Linked DNA regions of Homo sapiens: region 1 is linked to region 2. Evidence: read pairs that join two places in POLR2A ChIA-PET (ENCODE). Cell type or tissue: GM12878. All regions are shown on one strand. Each heading gives the region's core, and the rest is flanking DNA. Links, peaks and the distances in the headings are about the cores only.

Evidence for each region. Peaks named below come from ENCODE experiments on the same cell type or tissue, not always from the same donor. Only the 100,000 strongest peaks of a DNase experiment are listed, where the experiment ranks them.
Region 1: POLR2A ChIA-PET joins it to region 2 with 6 read pairs; 3 of 35 experiments call an interaction of 5 or more read pairs at or near these places.

What each region holds. Positions count from the first base shown.
Region 1 is chr5:115,429,326-115,440,250 of GRCh38, reverse strand. No RefSeq gene overlaps it. Among named protein-coding and RNA genes, the nearest start is that of FEM1C, 110 kb to the left of the region's middle. RefSeq lists a silencer at 3,992-4,192. In GM12878, for the core only: no CTCF peak of the experiment used is centred there; no DNase peak of the experiment used is centred there.
Region 2 is chr5:115,374,549-115,385,473 of GRCh38, reverse strand. No RefSeq gene overlaps it. Among named protein-coding and RNA genes, the nearest start is that of CCDC112, 83 kb to the right of the region's middle. RefSeq lists an enhancer at 7,519-7,598. In GM12878, for the core only: no CTCF peak of the experiment used is centred there; DNase peaks (open chromatin) are centred at 5,313, 5,603 and 7,673.

The DNA.
Region 1 (10,925 bases), core at 1,169-9,168, 55 kb before region 2:
AACTGAGAGTTTCAACAACAGACTAGGTCAAGCAGAAGAAATAATTTTTGAACTTGAAGACAGACCTTTTGAAATAACCCAGTCAAAAAGAAGAAAATAAGAATAAAAAAGAATGAAGAAAGGTTATTGGACTTACGAGGCACCATTAAACAAATTTTTGCATTATAGTAGAGTCAGAGGGAGAAGGGTGGAGAAGGGCACAGAAAATCTAACAAAATAAGAGTTGAAAAAAATCCCAAATCTGAGGAGAGATATGGACATCCAGATTCAGGACGCTTAAAGTCCTCAATTAGATTCAACTCAAAAAGACCCTCTCTGAGGCAGATTATAATCAAACAGCCAAAAAACAAAGAGAGAAAGCTGTAAAAGTGTCAAGTCACATATAAGAGGATTCATGTTAGACTATCAGAAGATTTCTCAGCAGAAACATTGTGGGCTAGGAGAGAATGGGATGATGTATTCCAAGTCCTGAAAGAAAAAAACCTACCAGACGAGATTTTTATTTCTAGCAAATTTGTTTTTCAGAAATTAAGGAGAAATACAAGCCTTCCCAGACAAACAAAAACCAAGGGAATTTATCACCACTAGACTGGATTTACAAGACATGCTTAAGAAGGTGTTTCAACTGGAAACAAAAGGATAATAACTGCTATCATGAAAACACATGAAAGTATAAAACTCACCAGTAGAGGTAAATTTATAATAAAACTCAGAATACCCCATTGCTGTAATGGTGCTATGTACAATTTTCAATCCTTTATTATGAAGATTTAAAATAAAAAATGTAAAAAACAGTTATAATTAGTGGCTAAGGAACAAATAATAGGTAAAGATCTTAAAGTAAGGCAAAAAATATACAAACGGGGGAGGAGGGAAGAAAAAGTTTCAAGTATTTTTGTGTGACCAAAGTTAAGTTATTAGATGTTGCTGTAAAAGTACTTTAAAAATGTGGTTAACATTTATACTCGGGAGACTTTTATTAAGGCAGACTAATCTGTTTGGAATGAAACTCTACCAAGTTAGTTGCTATTTACTGTCCCCAGCAACTGAGAGGTCCAGACAAAAGAGCACCAGGAGGGAATCTACTTGCATGGGTCCCTTTCAGGCAGCCTTGCCATCAGGGGTTTGATTGTAGGCACAGCTTCAATGACAAAACAATCATGTGTAAGTTTTATTTGATTGATTGATTGATTTTTGAGACAGAGTCTCGCTTCATAGTCCAGGCTGGAGTGCAGTGGTGGAATCTTGGCTCACTGCAACCTCTGCCTCCCAGGTTCCCTCCAGGCTAATTTTTGTATTTTTAGTAGAGATGGGGTTTCACCATGATGGCCAGGCTAGTCTCCTGACCTCAAGTGATCCACCTGCCTCGGCCTCAAAGTGCTGGGATTACAGGAGTGAGCCACCATGCCTGGCCAGTTGTAAAGTTTTTAGTACTTACAGACCCTGGAGAATATACAGCATATGTGGAGGCCACACACACATGGAGGTCAGGGAGAAAAGACAAAGAGACAGAGAGAGTGAAGGAACCAGTGGGCCAATGCCTTTATTGGGTCCAGGGCATTATTCAAAAAGGTTTCCTGTGGGGAGCTTTAACTGGTGGGTTTACAGAAAACAGGCACTAGTTCTACAGTGTGACTGGGCGGTGGTCACTTTAAGTTCATGGACAAATATTTAATTGGTCTGTTTACAGGAAGCAGTGGGAAAGCAGGAAACCCAGCCTGCTAGGCAGGAGAGATACCCCTGAATTCTATCTCTGACCGCTGGCTAGAAATGTTTGGGTGGGATATAGTATTGGAAACTACATCAGCGGTGACTGAGGCCTGCTTCTGGTATGAGAAAGTTAAACTTATATTTAAAAATAGATGCCAAGGCAACATAAAGTTATTAGCACCCACTACAGAATAATAATGTGCATGGGCCTTATCCAATCAGTTGAAGGCCTCAAAAGCAGATACTGAAGTTTCTTTTTTTTTTTCCCCCTATATTGGCTGGTTTTAGCTGTCTTCGTATTTATTTATTTATTTATTTAATTTTACTTTATTATTATTATACTTTAAGTTTTAGGGTACATGTGCACAATTTGCAGGTTAGTTACACATGTATACATGTGCCATGCTGGTGTACTGCACCCATTAAGTCGTCATTTAGCATTAGGTATATCTCCTAATGCTATCCCTCCCCCCTCCCCCCACCCCACAACAGTCCCAGAGTGTGATGTTCCCCTTCCTGTGTCCATGTGTTCTCATTGTTCAATTCCCACCTGTGAGTGAGAACATGTGGTGTTTGGTTTTTTGTCCTTGTGATAGTTTACTGAGAATGATGATTTCCAATTTCATCCATGTCCCTACAAAGGACATGAACTCATCATTTTTTATGGCTGCATAGTATTCCATGGTGTATATGTGCCACATTTTCTTAATCCAGTCTATCATTGTTGGACATTTGGGTTGGTTCCAAGTCTTTGCTATTGTGAATAATGCCACAATAAGCATACGTGTGCATGTGTCTTTATAGCAGCATGATTTATATTCCTTTGGGTATATACCCAGTAATGGGGTGGCTGGGTCAAATGGTATTTCTAGTTCTAGATCCCTGAGGAATCGCCACACTGACTTCCACAATGGTTGAACTAGTTTACAGTCCCACCAACAGTGTAAAAGTGTTCCTGTTTCTCCACATCCTCTCCAGCACCTGTTTTTTCCTGACTTTTTAATGATTGCCATTCTAACTGGCGTGAGATAGTATCTCATTGTGGTTTTGATTTGCATTTCTCTGATGGCCAGTGATGGTGAGCATTTTTTCACATGTTTTTTGGCTGCATAAATGTCTTCTTTTGAGAAGTGTCTGTTCATGTCCAAGGAATCCTGTCTAAAGACTAACATAGAAACTCTGCCTTAGTTCCTAACCTGCAGACTCAGGACTGCAAGCTCAACTCTTACCTGAAATGCCAGCCTGCCCTACATATTTTGAACTTGCCGGTCTCTACAGTTGCAAAAGCTTATTTCTTGACATCATTCTCTCTCCTCGCCATTCCCCATGTGTGTGTATATATGCATATATGTATGTGTACATATACGTGTGTACATATAGAATATATATATATACATCTATATTTTAATCTATCCTATTGGTTCTGTTGCTCTAGAAAACCCTAACTAATACAAGACCCTTAAAACTCCCAGAAGGTTTCAGGAAACCTGAGAGCAGAGGAGGCTTTCCTAAATATAATACCCCAAAGAAGAAATGGTGACATAAGAGAGTGAAGTAGTGGCAGAGAGAAAGGTGAACTAACTCCTTCAAAAGGGGTGACTTCTACTTAACCGCATGTAAGTGTTGCCATGGGAGAATGGGAGTCTGGTGTTATTCGTGTGATTAATTAAGAGAAGCCAAAGTCCAAATGACTGTGGGAAATCACTATGGGGAGGGTTTTTGCAGAACCATAAATTTTGAGCATACCCATAGAATTGCAATCTACAATAATGTGTATGGTTTACTGGATTTGAAGCCATATAAATCAGGCACAAGACCCCTTTTACATTCAGGGACCTCCCTACACAAAGAGGGAAATGTCATGAGTTTGAGCCTCTCTGAAGAAAAATGAGGCTAACATGGTTTATCAAGAGGTTTATCAATAAGGTTCACATTATTTTGTGAGGGAAGACAAAGTCTCAGTTCTTTTGTAAACAGTTTGAGGTTTCAAAGACTCTTTGGCTCTCTAATTTATTTGAAACATCTATTGCTTCATGAATTGGCCTCAAGCACTCCTCAGTAAGTTATCAAGAGGCATTTATTTTTATTTAATCACCACAATGCTTGCTTGTTTTAAGGCTTAGGAAAAAAGTGAAGAGTGAAGAGGGCTCATCTTTTCATTGACTTCATTTATGTTATGCTTTTGAATCCTGTCGGATATATTTTTAGAAGCCTGTAAGTGAATAAAGCTTCATAAAGACAAGGTAACTTTCTGAAACTTCAACCCAGGTTATTTCTGTCTTGCTACTTTCAAAGGGCATCAGAGCTCACACAGCAGAGACAAGAAGAAACAAACAAAGGTGAAAAGCAAGCCCTTGTACGTGGGAGACAGGCTTGCATGGAACATGTGATTATGTGGCAGGAGGTATGGATGTGACTCATGAAATTGTATAGCAAATTTTTTTTTCCCCTAGGAAAAAAGGTTCAATGAAACAGACCAACCTCTCATTGAAAGTGACTTAAGTGCTGGTTAGTATTATCAAGCTATGGAAAGCTCAACTAATTATGATTTTTTTCTTTTAAAAAGCAGCTCATTGCTAAGGATTATACTTCCCCCTGTTTTTCAATGTATTCTGATGTTAAAGTGAATTTGATGATTCATGTAATTGAACAAAAATATGTGTTATTACATAAGAGGAGGGAAAAGGTTAAGCTATCAATTGGGTGCGTCTCATTTCCTAGGTCATTATGCAAAATATAGTGTACCTTGAAGTTTTCTATTCTCTTAATAGTGAAAAATATACTTTGGCTGAAATGGTTTAAGGTAAACCATTTTTGCTAAGAATCCAGCACGAACCACAATGATGGCCTAATTCTGGAAGCTCTCCCTGGAATATGCTGAGTGCCAGATGGCACTGGGAGCATCAATAAAAGAAAATAATTTCTAATGCAGCAAGTGAAATGCTGATGGCAGATGCTGCTAGCTGCAGGCCCACATTGGCTGCAGACAGGATATTGGGGAGTATTTAGCTGGGGATCTTTTCTGATTCTGTCAGTTTGCTCTTCTAGAAGATTACGGAGTGAAACACAATAGTGATTCTCACCTTGGCTGCACGTTGGAATCACCTGGAAAAATTTAAAACATGTATGGATGCCTGGATCCCACCACCAGAAATTCTTATGTAATTTGTACAGGTTATGGCTAGAAATCAGCGTTATTTTTAAAGCTCTCAAGCTTTCTCTAACATGAAGCCAAGGTTGAGAGCTACTACTCTGCTGGAGAGCTTACAGAATGCCAGAACTTGAAGAGAATGAATTCCTTGCTTTATAGATGAGGTCACTGATACTCAGAGGGACAAAGTGACTTACTCAAAATCACACATCTTATTAACCCATTTATAGCAGGGTGGTCACTAGAACCCATCCCAACCCAGTGTTTTTTCTTTTTCTTTTTTTGAGACAGAGTCTCATTCTGTTGCTCAGGCTGGAGAGCAGTGGTGCAATCACAGCCTACTGCAGCCTCAACCTCCCAGGCCCAAGTGATCCTCCTACTTCAGTCTCCTGAGTAGCTGGGACCACAGGCATGCACCACCACACCCAGCTAATCTTTTATTTTGGTAGAGGTGCGATCTCCCTATGTTGCCTATGCTGGTTTTGAACTCCTAGACTCAAACCATCTTCCTGCTTCGTCTCCCAAAATATGTTTTTTCTATAATACCCTACCACACAGGCTTTGATTGATGGGTGGCAGGGAAATTAGAGACTTGAAAGTGCTTGGGAGAGTTGTCAAAATATTATGTAAGTAGCTGCTACTACCTATATATAGGACCAGCCACAGTTCACCACTCAAAAATGCTCTCACTCAAAAATGCTCACCACTCAAAAATGGATTGCTGGGCATCCGTATGCAAATGGAGTCAGTTATCACATCTGATCTGCCTTTCGGCTTTATGTTTGAAGTTAAAATCCTTTCCAAGATAGGCAGGCATCTACAAAGACTCGTTAGTAACCTGTGTATGTAAGAATTACGCTTGGTGAGATTCTGGGTTCTTGCTGCAAAGTGCCATTGTGTGGGTTTTGCTCAAAGGAAAACCCACTAGTTGCTGAGTGTTCTACACCAGTCAATCAACTGGTCAATAAGTGGAGATGGGTACCTACTAGAGAGAAGGATCCATGATAGCTGCTTTGAGCATGAAAATGCATTACATGGTTGCTCCTTCAATCAATGTATAATATAAATGAGGGGCAAGACATCAGAGTGAACATCTTTCCTTGCTTGCTCAGCATCTCTTGGGAAACCATACCTCTCTCATTTCTGGTTATATGTATATGGGCAGCCTGACCTCCAGATTGAGGACTGAGCATGACTGTCAGGCTAAGAGTCTGAGATGAAGGGATGAGCAAGTAGTGCAATCTTTGCCCAGTTGGGAAAGTCCTGGGTCTCACTGGAACTGTGAAGAAGAGGCTTCAGTCTGTGGAATGACTCATAAACTCTAGCACCCATAATGGAGGAAGGGAGAGAGAGAAATGTTGCTCTGATGGCACTGTTGGAGCCCCTGGATCCAGCCTTGCCTAAAGTCCCTGGACTTCCCCAAAGACATTGGGCTTCCTAGATACATGATCCATAAACTTCTACCCTCTTTTGTTCTTTGATATAATTTGAGTTTGATTTCTCTCCTTGTCAATTAAAAGAGCCCTAAGGTTGGGTGTTTTATCTTAATCCATTTAAATTACTTGGAAGTTCTGCTACCGTTCATCTATGTCAAACAAAGCTAAGATTTTTTTCAAACAAACCCAATGTGAGTGCTGATTAATTAGCTGTGCTACCAGACCTTTCTGCTTGCTATCTTAATGTCAATTTGTTTTCAGGAGCTATTAGAGAAGCTGCTGGGGATACCTGTTTGGTGATGTGGAGATTAATTTGTTTTTCACTGGTAACACCCTCATTTGATCACAGTTACAATTCCTGACAAGACATCCCACTTTCCTGTTAAATCAATTCACCACCTGCCTTTGCTTCTAATCTTTGACTCTTAGCATATATATGAGGTATAGTTAATTATATGACTTGGGACTTCAGTTAGCTTTTCAGTTCATAATTCTACATTGGAAACTTATTCATAATCTCAGATGTGTCACTGGCAAAGTTATTGAATAGGCAAACTCAGCACATGCAGAAGGTAGTAGAAAAGAAATATTTTTGAAATATATTTGATATTTCAAAAAAGTATCAAAATACTCATCACAAGAAATATCAGAACTTTGTTGTCTTTCTTATACTTATTTTGTGATTCAGAATTGTGTTGATTTTCAATTATGTATCAGTGAGGAATGGGTGATGTCCTGTAACTTAGCCTCTAAAGATTTTGATCTGTTTCTAAATAACAAGTAGCATAAAAGCAAGTACTGAAGGAGAAAAAGGCATACTAGTATAGGAAATGAGGGTCCTAAGAAAAAGGCAATAGGGAAGGGCCCTGGGCTCTTAAATCATTGGGATATGAAATCCTTCTTAGTAGAGAATGTCCAGAAGTGTGGTAAGGGTTCACATTATTTTGTGAGGGAAGACAAAGTCTCAGTTCTTTTGTAAACAGTTTGAGGTTTCAAAGACTCTTTGGCTCTCTGATTTATTTGAAATATCTATTGCTTCATGAATTGGCCTTAAGCACTCCTCAGTAAGTTATTTATGTGGTACTCAACTGCTCCTGCAGGTTTATATCAAACCACAGCTGTATAAACAAAGACTATTAACCTATTGGTTGGATTTAACAGACACTTCAATCTGTTTAAATCCACTGACATTTCAAATTAGTGTGCCTCCAGATTCTTCACAGAACAGCCACTGAAGGTGACAGGGCTGTTTCTAAATAGCTCTGAAGACAAACAATAAGTGTGTTCTAAAGAATGACCACCAAAGAAATGGGAACTACCATTCTATTTTTGCGTAAAATTATGGACAGAATTTTCAAAGGACCTGGAAGGGAATAAGGATGGCTCAGAAAGGAAGGTTTCAGACAGTCTAAGTTAGTGATGTAAGCTCTTATATTTTCCACATAGGGCACCTGATTAGTAGTAGTAAATAATTTATTGGCCAGATGTGAAACAATATTTTTCTCCTCTACATTCTTTCTTGATAAGCTTTTAGGTAACTGTTTTTGTTTGGGTCTGATCCTCCCTCAAAACAGACCTGAAACAAGGCCAAGTTTGGGTAGTTATTCAGGAGTGGGCCTCAGGGTGCATCACTGACTAAGTGGGAACAGCGAGACAGGAAAGGAGAAAATGTCAATGGTATGTGAATTCCACCCAAATGGGCACCTGGGGATTGGTCTTTCCAGGAACCTTAGAGTAACTGAGTAGAATGGCTTCCAAACCTTGCCAAAGAGGTTCAAGAAAATGGGGTACTTATCTACCAACTCTCCACTCATTGGTTGAAGATTGCTTCTGGGGCTTTGAATCTTGGAGAAAACCCCAAGGCAGAGAAGAAGAAAGTCTTGGTGCTTTAGATGAGAAACTGTCAGCTGGCAAGAAAAAAGTCTACCATTTCTCCAAGTGATTAGATCCAGAGAAATAAGAGTGGGGCATCAGTAGTCAGCCACACAGGCCATTTTTATATAGCTGAAAACCTTAGGTTTGTCATGAGAAATGACATTTATTTTCTCCAGCAGGAAGAGGGTTTGACTCTTTCCTGAAAAAATTACAGTGGAATGATTTGGGACAGGTTTCTCAGTAGCACACTCCAGTAATATTAACATGACATATGAACAATATAGTAGCAGAAGCATGAGAAAATGCTAAGTGAAATCCTAATGTCAAGTGAAAAAAATCAGGTTATAAAACTGTACAATTTCAGCTATGTGAGAAAAATATTTTATAAAGAAAAATTAGGCTAGAAAGAATATACCAAGATGTTAATGTTGTTTATCTCTGCGTGGTGAGATAAACAACCAGAGATAGCGTTGTAATTTTATATTTGGATAAATATCAATTTTATATTTGGCTAAATATAAAATGGATAGCTTTATAATTTTATAGACTTATTTCCCAAATGTTCTACTTTGAACATGTTTACCTTTTGTAAAAGTGAACATGCCTTTTTGCTTTCCCTGCATGTACAAGTTAAATGGGATGCTTGCTGAGTAGACAGGTGTAGACCTGCCACAGCAGAGCAGCGTCTCTAGAAATAATTAGACACTCTTGAGCTTGTTGGTTTGAACACAGAGGCCAGCCTTACTCAGCTCTGTCTTTGCTGCCCAGCTCCCCAGGGCAAGCTGGCAATTCATGGGTGCTCACTTCAAGGTTAGCTCATGAACTGCTTACACATGAACTTGTGAGGCCAAGAGGGCATGTTACAGTACAAGACTTCTGCAAGGACTGCAGGGAGGCAATGCCTGTTACCTGCTTGGTTCAGAGGAGTCCACCAGGGAGGCAGTACCTGGCAGTGGGTAGTCTATGTGTTCCTTTTGGGTCAAGCTGAGAAGCACATCCTAGTTCAGTTTATCGTTTTCAGCAGCCAGCCAGGCCAGCAGTGGCCACGGGAGAGTGCATTTTCAGGCCCATCTGGGAATAAGCACAGTGCTAGGAATGATGGAGGAATACAAATCCAAGTATCCTTGAGGAGATCATATTCCAGAAAGAAAGTAATATAACCTGAAAACGATTGACCATACAGAGAGGATGTGATTAAATATGAATATAATATACAAAGAAAATATGTCTGGAGTTTGGGAAGGAGCTGGGGAAGGTTGCTTCAAGAGAGAGTAACTGTGGACTGGAGTGGTTGGAAAAAGGTTTTCTAGAGAAGGCAGTGCTTTGAGTAACAGGTCAACTATACAGTGATGAAAATCCACCTAACGCATTAGCATTTACTGTATTGGGTCAGGTACAGCTTTAGTATCTAGAATTTGGATCATGGTGCTGCCTCAGATTCCCTGTGTGTCATCATTTGGGGTATGTTTCCTGTCCTATAAAATGCAGTCCCAACAGCTACCTGCCCTGCAGGTGTACTGTGATGAGTAACTGATGGTAAACATCCTGGGTAAACTTGATGGTGCTATTACTGAAGGCTTACAAATGTCAGATGATTAAATGTAGAGACAGGCACCAGTGGGTTTCTGAGATACAAAACAATGAGAGTGATAGAAAACTCAAAGTATGCTTGAAATCGTGGCCAGTGTCAGCAGGTTAATGCAGGAGGAATTTCTCTTCTGGGGTGTTAGTTACAAGCTGAATATAGAGAGGTAGAATCAACTGATAACTATTGTTTCAATTTATCTGGTATGCTCAGGCCTAAGCTGGGTATTATTAGGGGAATCTAAAACATTATTAGCAAGAGAGTTGTTTGGGCGAGTTGGTGGCACACAAACCTGAACAGGAAGCTATCAATCCTCAGGAGTATAGACACCCTGCTAGATTAGTATCACAGAGTTTATATAGCCCTCAGGAGGAACCCTAAGAGAGGCTCATTTTCCCTAAAAGATTTAATTCATCACTGAATCTAAACATCACATCTTTGAGCACAAGTCCCTTCTATGCACTTGTTTGTTCTGTTAATGCAAAATGGATTCATCTGAATCAGGAAACTGCGCCAAAAACAAACAGAACAGAAACAACAGAGAACTGGCCCCAATTTGTAGAAAGAGTGCACTTTTCTTTTTTGTGCTGGGGCCTTTGCACAGTATGGTTGCACTACCCCTGCATACCACACTGGGTAAATACCTACTGTGCCAGCTTTCCTTCCCTTTGGGACTGGGGCAATCCTGTCTAAGGAAATGAGAAGTCAGAGTTTACTTGATCAATTCTGGACATGAGAGGGTGTGTATGGCTGTTTATGCACTGAACCATACCATTCTACATTAGGCTGAAAAACTGCCTGAAAGAGGCCTTATAATAAACTTGGAGTAGAAAAACAACAAGCAAACAATAAAAGTAAACCACAAGAACACTGTAATAACATTTCCATAAGGTGATATTTGCAGCATTTTTGCAAATATTGACTCACTAAGTATGAAGCTGAAAAACAAGCCTGGTTTATATTTGGGCCAACCATATATAGCAAGGGGAGTACTCCCTTAGAGAGTTTTTCACTGGCCCCAGGATCAAGCCTAGAAATGAGCACTTCCTTTTGTGTGAACTGTAGTCTTCCATTGCAATATCCCCCCACACCATCTAAATTCATCAGAGGCTTTCTCTTCTGCCTTAAAACAGCCTTTTCTCCCAGTGGTTGGAGAACTGATGAGGCA
Region 2 (10,925 bases), core at 1,300-9,299:
GAACTATTTCCTGTAGGGTGTCAATCATCCCATGGTGTGTGAATTGTTGCAAGGTTTAGTCTTGAGAAGTGAATGATACCTCCTAACTTCGTTCTTAATAGCTGGACTTGGGGGGTTGTAGAAAGGTCAGAAGGAGGACAAAAACTGTTCTATTAGGTAATTCCTACATTCTCTTTCTATTGGCTGTCCCTCTTGTTATCCTTTCTAACCCTGCTACCCCTTCTCCAACATCTCTGTTTTCTGTCTTTCATTCTCTAGTGTAGGTGAATCATCAGAACAAGTACCTGGTAATCAGTGAGGAACAGCAGGAGATTTCCACTCAGCCCTCACAAGACAATGCAAGGCCCCACAGGACAGAAGATAACGGAGTTTCAGTAGCTGAGCTCCAAACTTTAATGTCTTAAAGCTCAAACTCAGTCTGTCCCTAATGAATACATCATCTTTCCCCATGAGTTGCTGTGCCATCAATGTTCCCAACTTCAATATCCACCCCATTGCCTGGGAACTGTCCTTCACTCCTACCTTTCTCTCTACTCCCAGTAAATTATGCCCTAAGTACTACTATTCCTATCTCCTAAATATCTTCATTCTTTTATTTCTGTATCATTCCATGCCATCACCCTCACCTTGGTTACATTAACTCACTCCCAAATTATTGTAGCATGTGCTCAACTGGGCTCCCTGTGTACAAACTGTCAGAATCAAAATGGAGTCACTTGTGTTAAAAAGCAAAAACAAACACCAAACCAACACATGACAAATAGAGCTGGGGAATGTCATAAAGCTGTCTCATGCTTTTGTGCCTGATAACAAAAAAAACTATCACAGAAGATTCTGCAAAAGCTACCTTGCAAAAAGGCCACAGCATCCTTACAAAAATACTTCTATAAGGACATCTTCCCTGCAAATGCATGTCCAAACTTAGACTGACATCACCCTTGTTATTGATCTTTGTAATAGCCAAGGATAATTGTCTCAAAACAAGTATGCAATTCTCCTCATTTTTCCTTTAAAAACCTTTGTCTCCCTTTACCTTCCTGAATGCACATATAGTTTACCATGGTACATTTATTCCCATGGCAATGCCCATTCCTGAATAAATATTATTTTCTTTTAGAGAGCCTCTCTCTGATATATAGGTTGACAGCTGCTCTAGTCTTGCCCCCTCCAATCTATCTTTCACTCTGCAGGCTAGAGAAACCAAATCATAATACTCCCCACTGGCCTTGAGACAGAATCTGAACTTCTAACAAGATTTACAGTGCCTTCAAATCTCTCTTTTGCTTCTGTCTCTGGTCTCATTTCCTATCCTATTTGCCTCAAACTTCATTTATCCATCAGCATTTTTTACTTTCCCAAATATACCATGCTCGCCTCACCTCTAAGGCCTTCACAGGTGCTCTTCCCTCTGCTTAGAATACACCTTCATCCAACTTGAATCAGCTTTAATACTCCTTTCTGCAAGCACTCTGACAAAAGCCCTTTCCTCGACCAAACTTTAAACAGCTCCTCAGAGTCTTCTTTTTGACCAGGCCTCATCCTTGGGCCCTGTCCTTGGCCTGCTGAAGCCTGTTTCATCAAGCATCCTCCTAGTCAGTTTAGATTCCCCCACCCTTGATATCTCACCAACCTTGACATCTGGTCAAGTTCTTCATCTTCTCTGCTAACCTTGAGTTCTAAGTCTTTGGTCCACCTTTATCACAAGTTCTGGGATGCCAGTTTAGCAAGAATCCGCCAACACTTGATGTCCCTCTTAGTAACTTTCCATCCACAGACTGCTTACTCTGCTTGCTGGCTATAAATCCCCGGCTGTCTGCTGCATTGAGAACTGAGCTCAGTTCTATACTAAAGTCTCTTTCCCTTCCTGCAGTAGTTCTTCCTGCACACAATCTGCCTTTATTGCCTTTAACTAGTGTCTAGCTTGTTTCTTCGACAACTCCTTGATCCCTAGACTAGGCTGACACCCATCATATGCCTCCTCCACTTTCCTGGTGACTGCCATAACACTTTATTGTAACTTCTATAACTGGGGGCTTTTAAAAACTGAATTGTATGTCCTGAAAGCAAGTCTTAGGTCTTATTTACCATCGTATTCCCAGCATAGCATAGAGCTTGGCACACATAGGATACAGGCAGTATTTGTGGAATAATGGAATGAATTTCCAGTGTTCTTCACTTGCCTGTATGGAATGTTTCAGCATAACAGGCAGTTTTAACCATCAGGGGGTAGTATGTTGAGCCTATGGCATGGATGAAAAGAGTCCATCTATTTCTTAACTATTGCACAACTCTTAAAAAGTCCTTCCTGCCTCTGGCCTGCCATGGAGCAGAAGCACCAAACTGATTTTCTCCAGCAATGGCCCCAGGTAGACCTGGCAGCTGCCTACCTCATTTGCTTACTCTAGCTGGCTCTCTCATCACCAGTGCCTACAATTCATTGTTGTACTCTCTATATTTGTTTACCTGTCTCTCTGCATTTTCAGGCTGCCACAAAAAATAGACTAGACCTAAACTGATCAAATTTTGTTCTCAGGCACAAGAAGTTCTTCATTTAATGTAACCATTTCTCATTTTGCATCTGTTTCTCTGCTTAATTATTCATTAATTCGTGGAAGTAATCGACTGGTTTTGATACATTTCACACACTAATAAAGAGTTTCACATACATCTTAGGTTTGATTGGGGGCTTTCTGTTATCTTGAAACAGAAGTAGCCAATAATTTCAAATGAAGGTATCTTCATTTTCTAATGTATTTTAATAAAGTTTGGAATGTAAGTAGAGGCAAACAAGACAGTAATTACATGAAGTGAAAATTATCTTTTAGGCAAATATAATAGGTTAATATTGGTATCAAGAGACCAAAGGGACCATCTGTAAGTCCTTCACAGACCACCAGGGTTGCACTCAGTGAAACCCCTCTTCTTAATGATGCTCTGTCATGGTTTTGAAGGTTTATGGAAAAGAGAATTCTGTAACCTTTCTGGCAAACCCTCCTAGGTGTTAGAAATGCTGACTCAGGAAAACCTGCGTCTGTTAATTTTTCGCTTGAATTCTTCCTGCTGCAGGTAAAACCTAATTCTGTTTGCCTTTTTGCAGTGTGGGAGAAAAAAAGATGTTAAGATTGGATGCCTATAATCTCATCTAATGAGTAATAGATATAAGATTTGAACGAAGACCTGATTCTAAAGCATGCCTTATTTTTTTTTCTTAACCAATGAACTTCCTTGCCTAGTTAATGGGATTGTTCAGTACTACTTAGGGATTTATTTCCCTAAGTAGCTTGGATTAAAGGTAATGCCCACTATTGGCCATAAATCCTTGTGACTCTAGCTCTATTTCCAGGAGTCCAGGGCAGTAAGGCAGCCCACAGGCTGCCTTTGGAAATACTGGAAATGGAAGCAGAAGACTGTAATGCGTCATAGCCCAGTGTGCTTCCTGAGCTAGCTAGAAAACTCTGTCCCTGGGCACCCCAGGCCTTTGGTACAGTTTTACACTTTTTTTTTTTTTTTTTTTTGAGATGGATTCTCACACTATTGCTCAGGCTGGAGTGCATTAGTGCAATCTTGGCTCACTGCAACCTCCACTTCCCAGGTTCAAACAATTCTCCTACCACAACCTCCTGGGTAGCTGGGCTAATTTTTATATTTTTAGTAAGACGAGGTTTCATCCTGTTGGCTGGGCTGATCTCAAACTCCTGACTTCAAGTGATCTGCCAGCCTTGGCCTCCCAAAGTGCTGGGATTACAGGCGTGAGCCACTGCACTGGCCTACGCTTCTTATTACCATACACCACTCTGACATTTGAAAAGTGGTAAAAGTTAATCTGAGCTCAAGAATAGTAACTATCTTAGATCCTTTGTAAAATGAGGACAATAATAGTCCCCACTTCTTCATTCTAGTGAGGATCAATGCTGTATTACATATAAAGTGGTTGGAACAGAGCCCAGTAGATAGTCAGCTCTCAATAAAGCTTGCGTATGAATACTATTTTTAAATTGTTGCTTCTATTATTGTTATTGTTTGAGAGCAAAATATTTAAACACAGCTGCAGTTAATTAAGAACCTCCGTAGTGAGGTTCCTGACTGGCCAATGACTCAGCTACTAAGAGAAAGAGGAAACGCCAGTAGTTGCTGCTAAAACATGCACACCCTTACACAGGTGCCTGGAAACCCTGAGAATTTTATGCATTTACTTTAGCTTTTCCCAGAATTATATCCACTGTTTTAGAAAATTTTAACTTACTAATAAAATATTATTATACATGATTCTTGTCCCCAAAGTCTTCCTTTGAAGTACTCCTATTTATACCATATAGCTCTTAAGTTTCTCTGTTTGATGATAGCGTATTGATTATTCACATCCAGAGATTGTTTTTTATTGTGTTATATCTACTCTTGAGATTTTTAAAAATTCTTGTTTCTTTCTTCATGTTGTATAGTTTTGTTTCACATAAAGATCTATTATCTTGCATTAATGTTTCTTAAATACTGTTTTTTACACTTCTTAAAACTTAAAAACTTTTTTAAAAAATTATACTTTAAGTTCTGGGATACATGTGCAGAATGTGCAGGTTTCTTACATAGGTATACACATGCCATGGTGGTTTGCTGCACCTATCAAAAAAACTTTTAATTATATAAATGCACAAGCTGCATAAAATTATTTACTTACTATAAAAACCTCCAGAAATGTAAAAGGTCCTTATAAGCACTTGTCCATACTTTATTAGCTTCAAAATATTGAACACCTGTTTAAAGTTATAATTGTAGAAACTGTCTTATTTTAAGGTATATAACAAATAAAGCTCAGAAACACAATGGCGTTGTTATAACGTGTCACCTGACATTGTCAACAGTGGATTAATTAATAGGCGTGGTTTCTACAGGATCATTAGATAGATTTTGTATTCATTTTGATCAGATGTTCATCTCTACACAAAGTTCGAGGGGAGTGCAAATATGTCATGGGAGTATGCTACCATGCTGTACCTCCACCCCAGCCAGCCCCTACCCACTCCACCAACAGCCCTATATTTGTCGATGTGTGAACTTGCTTGAGCCGGGTGGACTAGAAAATACCTAAAGGGAGTTTATTAAGAAGAGAAATGATATGTTTCAGTTCTTGGTAGCAGTCTAGATGCTGGTGAATGTTAGGCCACCACCGTCCATATCGTGAACTCTCTGAGAGACAACTCTGGCATGGCAAATGACGTGTGATCATGTGCATTGACTCATGCAAATATAAGAAAATCATTGACAGCTCAAGACCCTACTTTCAGAAGATTGCATGGGAACTGCTAACAGGACCTTCCGAGTACCCTGCCAGCTCACACCTGTTAATTATGTACACCTGCCCAGGGCCAGCTGCCCATGTAGAAGGTTCAGAGGCAGGTCAAAACTCCACCTCTTTCGGCTTCTTCCGGCTGCTGAGTAGCAGGAACTAGCCTAATTAATCCTGATGCTTCCTAAGCATTTAGATTAGAGAAGTAAAAGGTATCAGGAAGTCAAAAGATTTCTTTGGAGTTTTTTGTTGTTGTTGTTGTTTTAACTTTAAGGTCCTACATAAACTGATGTTGAATTTATAGAAAATTTTGCTTTGGAGATTGAGATGAAAAGAGTCTGATTTCTGAGGTCTAATTATGACTAATCAAACCGCCACAGGCACTAGATCAGAGGAATGCATACCTCGTCAGCATGAAAGCAGCAGGTAGAAACAGCTGCTCTGTGCAAATTTATCTGGACTGATCACAGCAGAAGAAAAGGAACTAGGTTTATGTCAGGACCTGGGCCAGAGACCAGAGTGACTTTTTTTCTAGGAAATGGCAACAGTGCCAGCAATCTTTTAGCACAAGGTATAAGAAAAACTAGTCATGCTCTACCTGAAATAATTTTTTTAATTCATAATATTATTTATTCTGTTACTGGAAAAATAGACATATTCTTTCTTTCTTCACTAGCTGTAATTTATAGCAGGCAGGAAGAGAGTGCTGGATTCCTAAGGGTTCTCTAAGGAAGTCAACTGCAATTCCCCACTTTTGTGCCCATAAAACAGCATAACATTAAACAGTGGACAATACAGGGACTTTCAAGATCATGGTTCACAAACTCCCAACTTGATCACACATCTCATTCTATATGTTTGCCTGGAAGTCCACCTCTTAGACTATACAGTCTTTTCTTGAGCCATTTTTAAAGTGAAATTTTAACTGTACCTATGTGGAATTTTTCTGGATTTCTTCCCATCTACTCAGTATCAATATCTACTCCATATCCATCTACTCAATATCTACTCAGATCCCTGCCTTGGAAATTGGAAAATGGAAGATGGGAGTGGAAAACAATATCAATTCTTAGTTTTTGGAAGTGAACCAATTTGCTCAAATATTCATTCTTCCAGAATCAGTCTTGGAAATAACCACTAGCTACTCTATCAGATAGTTTGTGCTGCAAGATAAACTACCCTAAAACTTGTGGCTTAAAACATCCACTATTTATGTAGCTAGCAATTTTGCAGATCAGCAATTTCGACTGAGCCTAACTGGGCAGTTCTGGTCTTGACTAGGCTCAATTATGGGTCTGCCGGGTTGACTGGGACCCATAGGGTGGCCTCTTGGTCAACTTGTTGTTTCTTCATGTGGTCTCCTCACCTTCCAGCAGGCTAGCCCAGGCTTTTCCACACTGGGGCTGGCTGGGACACTAGAGAGAGAGCAGAAGTGTTCAAGACCTCCACAAGTCTTACCTTGGAACTAGCACAATATTATTTCCACCACATTCTATTGGTCAAGTCACAAAGCCAGCCCAGATTCAGGGCCAGCCTACCGCTTGATGGAAAGAGTTGCAGGGTCACATTACTAGGGGCACAGATGCAGGGAGTTATTACACTGTAGTCATCTTTGCAATCTACCACACATGTAATGGAGGAAAAGGGGATCCAAATAATTTTATCACAGGTGAATTTTCCATAGAAGAAAAATGAGCTGATAAATAAATTATATGGATTTGTACCTTTAAAATAGTAATAAGCAGTCATTCTTGCTAATATTAATGCCATGAAAACAAAAACTACAGGGGCAAATTCTCAGCTTAGTTTTAGTCTGGCTTCCCAGATTTTATACATGATAAATGGAAGACCTTTCCCCTTAATATAACTTTCATTTTCAATAGTTTGTATAGATTCTTATTGCAGGCTGGGTTTTCTGGGAAGTAGACTCTGAGGTGGAGTCGAGTGTAAAAAGTGTTTATTAGGGATTGTCTCTGGGATCAACACCTGTGGAGAAGTGAAGAAGGAGCAGAGGGAGGAGTTGAATGATCAGGCAGGTCCACAGCCTCAGTGGACCCTGTGGGAGCTCTGGATCTAAATGCCCTGTCAGAGTTGTCCCAGGTTAGGCCACTGTGGCTGGGCCTTTATAACCAACCCTTCCTCTGTCAGTCACTGGATGTGGGCGTCTTCTGGAAAGGACATAATCTTAGGCAAGGTGGCTTTCTGCATCTAAGGCATTTCCTGAAGGTGCCCACAGATGCTGTCTGCTAACAGCAAATTCTGGGGCTGAAGGCCCTTCCTTCCAGATCCATCACAATGCTAGTAGAATTATGATAAGAGTCTAGCTACATACAACTAATTTCATCTGCAGGAGAAGCTACATGACGCATCATGTGATGATATTTATTGACTCTGTTGTTTTCCTCAGAGGGTTTCAAATAGCTTCAAGAAGTGTAGCTGACTCATAGTGCTGTTACTTTCATTTTACTGCTGGGGCTGAGCAATAAGTAGTAGGCTAACTGAGGAATTTATCAGCCATCCATGCAAGTAACTTTCATGCATATTTCAGGCTTCCTCTTCTCCCTCTGAAAAGAGCATTAATTTCTGCCATCCTACCCTCTGGCCAACAATTTCTGACTTGGTGGATAGGGATGTGGCTCTTTCTCCCTCTTCTGTCTGGATCACAAATTACCTTCATCGTCATGAGTGAGTGAATTTGTGCTAAGGGAGGACGGGGGACCACAGATTATCCCAACTCTAAGGTAGTCATACATATAAAATGCTAAGCTTGGCAAATAAATCTATTGGAACTGATTGTGTACAATAGTATTACTTTTTTCTTTTTGTGAAGAAATGAAGCACGCTCCCTTGGTGAATTTAGAATAGGATTTGATTTTCAAAAACTGATTTACATACAACCTTTCAATCATCTTCTGTACATGTGGCTGGATTAAGAAAGCTTTAGTTGTACTTCCGGTCTGATTATGGGATTGCCCTTGTAAGGGCCTTTAAGTAGTCTTTGCTAAAGTTTGACCAGCCATAATGAGAGGCATAATTGTTTAGTGGTTAAGAGGCCAGGTTCTGGAGTCAGACAGACTTAGATTGCAATCCTCTCTCTGACGCTTTCTAGATGTGTGTTATTGGACAGATCAGTCAATCGCCTAAAGCCTCAGTTTCCTCCTCTATACAATGGGCATCATAATAGCTGCTCCCTCCTAAAAAGATTCAGTGAGGTGATGCCCACAAAGAGCCTGGAACGGTAGCTTACGCCTGTAATCCCATCACTTTGGGAGGCCGAGGTGGGCGGATCACGAGGTCAGGAGATCGAGACCACGGTGAAACCCCGTCTCTACTAAAAACACAAAAAATTAGCTGGGGGCGGTGGCGGGCGCCTGTAGTCCCAGCTACTCGGAGAGGCTGAGGTAGGAGAATGGCGTGAACCCGGGAGGCGGAGCTTGCATTGCAGTGAGCCGAGATCTTGCCACTGCAATCCAGCCTGGGCGACAGAGCGAGACTCTGTCTCAGAAAAAAAAAAAAAAGAGCCTGGAACAGGCCCCGGCACTATCAATCTTAGTTCCTTTTCTTTAGGATGAAGATGACAATGACGGTGAGACATTTGGTCTTTGCCTTCTGCTACATCCCCACAAACACTCCTCTTTATGGTCATCTTAATCTGGTGTTTCTTAATTTGTCTGATGCAGGAGATCTGAAGCAATAGGTAGCAGGTAGAGGTAAAAGAATATAGAGCAGACAAATGTATATTTGAAAATATATATTGAATAGATTCAGCTTTCAAAATAGCAAGATAGCATAGCATGGCTAAATTCTAGGAGAGTTACATTTTAAAAAATAGCTATGACTGTTTCAGTGCTACCTGAAAGCAGACACCTAAGGGAACATAGGGAGGGGTGTGGGGGTGCAGTGCCAGCCACCATGGGAGTGAATTTCTTGGGTTCAGGAACGGGGTCAGGGAGTCAGCAAGAGAACCAAAAGTCCAAAGTTTGTGGGCCTGTGGGAGGGACACAAAACCACAGGCTTCTTACGCCAGATCCACTGGTGGCTGCCAGTAGTGACAGATTGAGAGGGCTGACAATACACAAGGCAATTTGAGAAGGTTTCTAAATATAAGGACTTTTGACGTCATCCATGTAACCTCAGCTGTTCTATAATAAGGCTTAACCTTTGTCCACTCTGGCACAAGACTTCATATGTCACAACAGTTTGTCACAGAGAGGGACAATGCTAGATTTACAAACTATGAAGATATTTCAGGCTGGGCCTGGTGGCTCACGCTTGTAATCCCAGCACTTTGGGAGGCCGAGGTGGGTAGATCACCTGAGGTCAGGAGTTCAAGGCCAGCCTGGCCAACATGGTGAAACCCCCTCTCTAATAAAAACACAAAAATTAGCTGGGTGTGGTTGCACACACCTGTAATCCCACCTGCTCGGGAGGCTGAGGCAGGAGAATCACTTGAACCTGGGAACTGGAGGTTGCAGTGAGCCAAGATCACACCACTGCACTCCAGCCTGGGCAACAGAGTGAGACTCTGCCTCAAAAAATAAATAAATCAATCAATCAATAAAGATACTTCTTAGATATGAGCTTAATATTCTACAGTGGAAGAGAATATCTCCACTTTGGCCATAGTGATTTATTCATGCATTTCTAGTTTTGGTATACTCTAATTTAGTTGGCAGTGAGAGGAAACTGGTATGTTCTATTTTACCAAGCTGTTTCCTACGTTCATACTCAGGTTACCAACTTTCAAAGAGCTGGTTACCAACTTTCAAAGAACTGGAATTCAATGAAATGCATTAACATTGAAGCTATTAATTTATTCTTTCTTTGGCAATTTAGAAGAGCTTTGGGATCTGTTGGGATCTCATTGTTTCGTTATCACCATGTATTTCTTCAGGTTTAGAAGATGTAAGCAGCTGAGCCCAATATATGTCCAGAAGCTATCTTGTGAATATGTGCCTAGTATCTGATTCTAGACTTCATGCTACTTTCTCACAAAAGCATAAGCTTAGGAGCTACCTCTGGTCATTTGAGTCTTCTCCTTGTCTGGATTCAGAGTCAATAGGCTTCTCCCATTGAAGTAGCCCTCATTTTATGCCATCCCCAAGACATCTTAAAATGGAGCAACAGGCAGTACTCCTCAGGAAGGGAAATGTTGGGAAATGCTTTGCCTGGGGATCTCAGACCCACACGCCATCTCCAGGCCTTGTGACAGAAACCCTGGGCTTGAATATGGCCTACCTGGTGTTTCAATCTGATTCTGATAGCAGAACAGTGAAACTAGTCTGAAGGATTTCATTTTAAGCCTTCAAATAAAGTGTCAATCACTTTCAGCTAAGCAGTTTACAGTCACAAACAAACATGACCCGTATCTTCTAAGGTCTTTTGTATCAAAGTGTTTTTGTTATTTTTGTTCTAGCTGTCTTATTACTTTTCAAAAGTAGAAAAAATATGTAATCGAGTTCTTGATCCTGCAGTGTGTAGAATTTAACTATAAAGTGTGATACTTATTTTCTTGGATGGCTGATAAATGGACTGATTTCAAGTGGGAGTCCTAGGAGGGACTTGAGCAACACACCAAGTGTACAGTCACCTTTAAAAAGGTATGGTTTGCCAAAACAAAGATCTTAAAGGACTACACCACCTA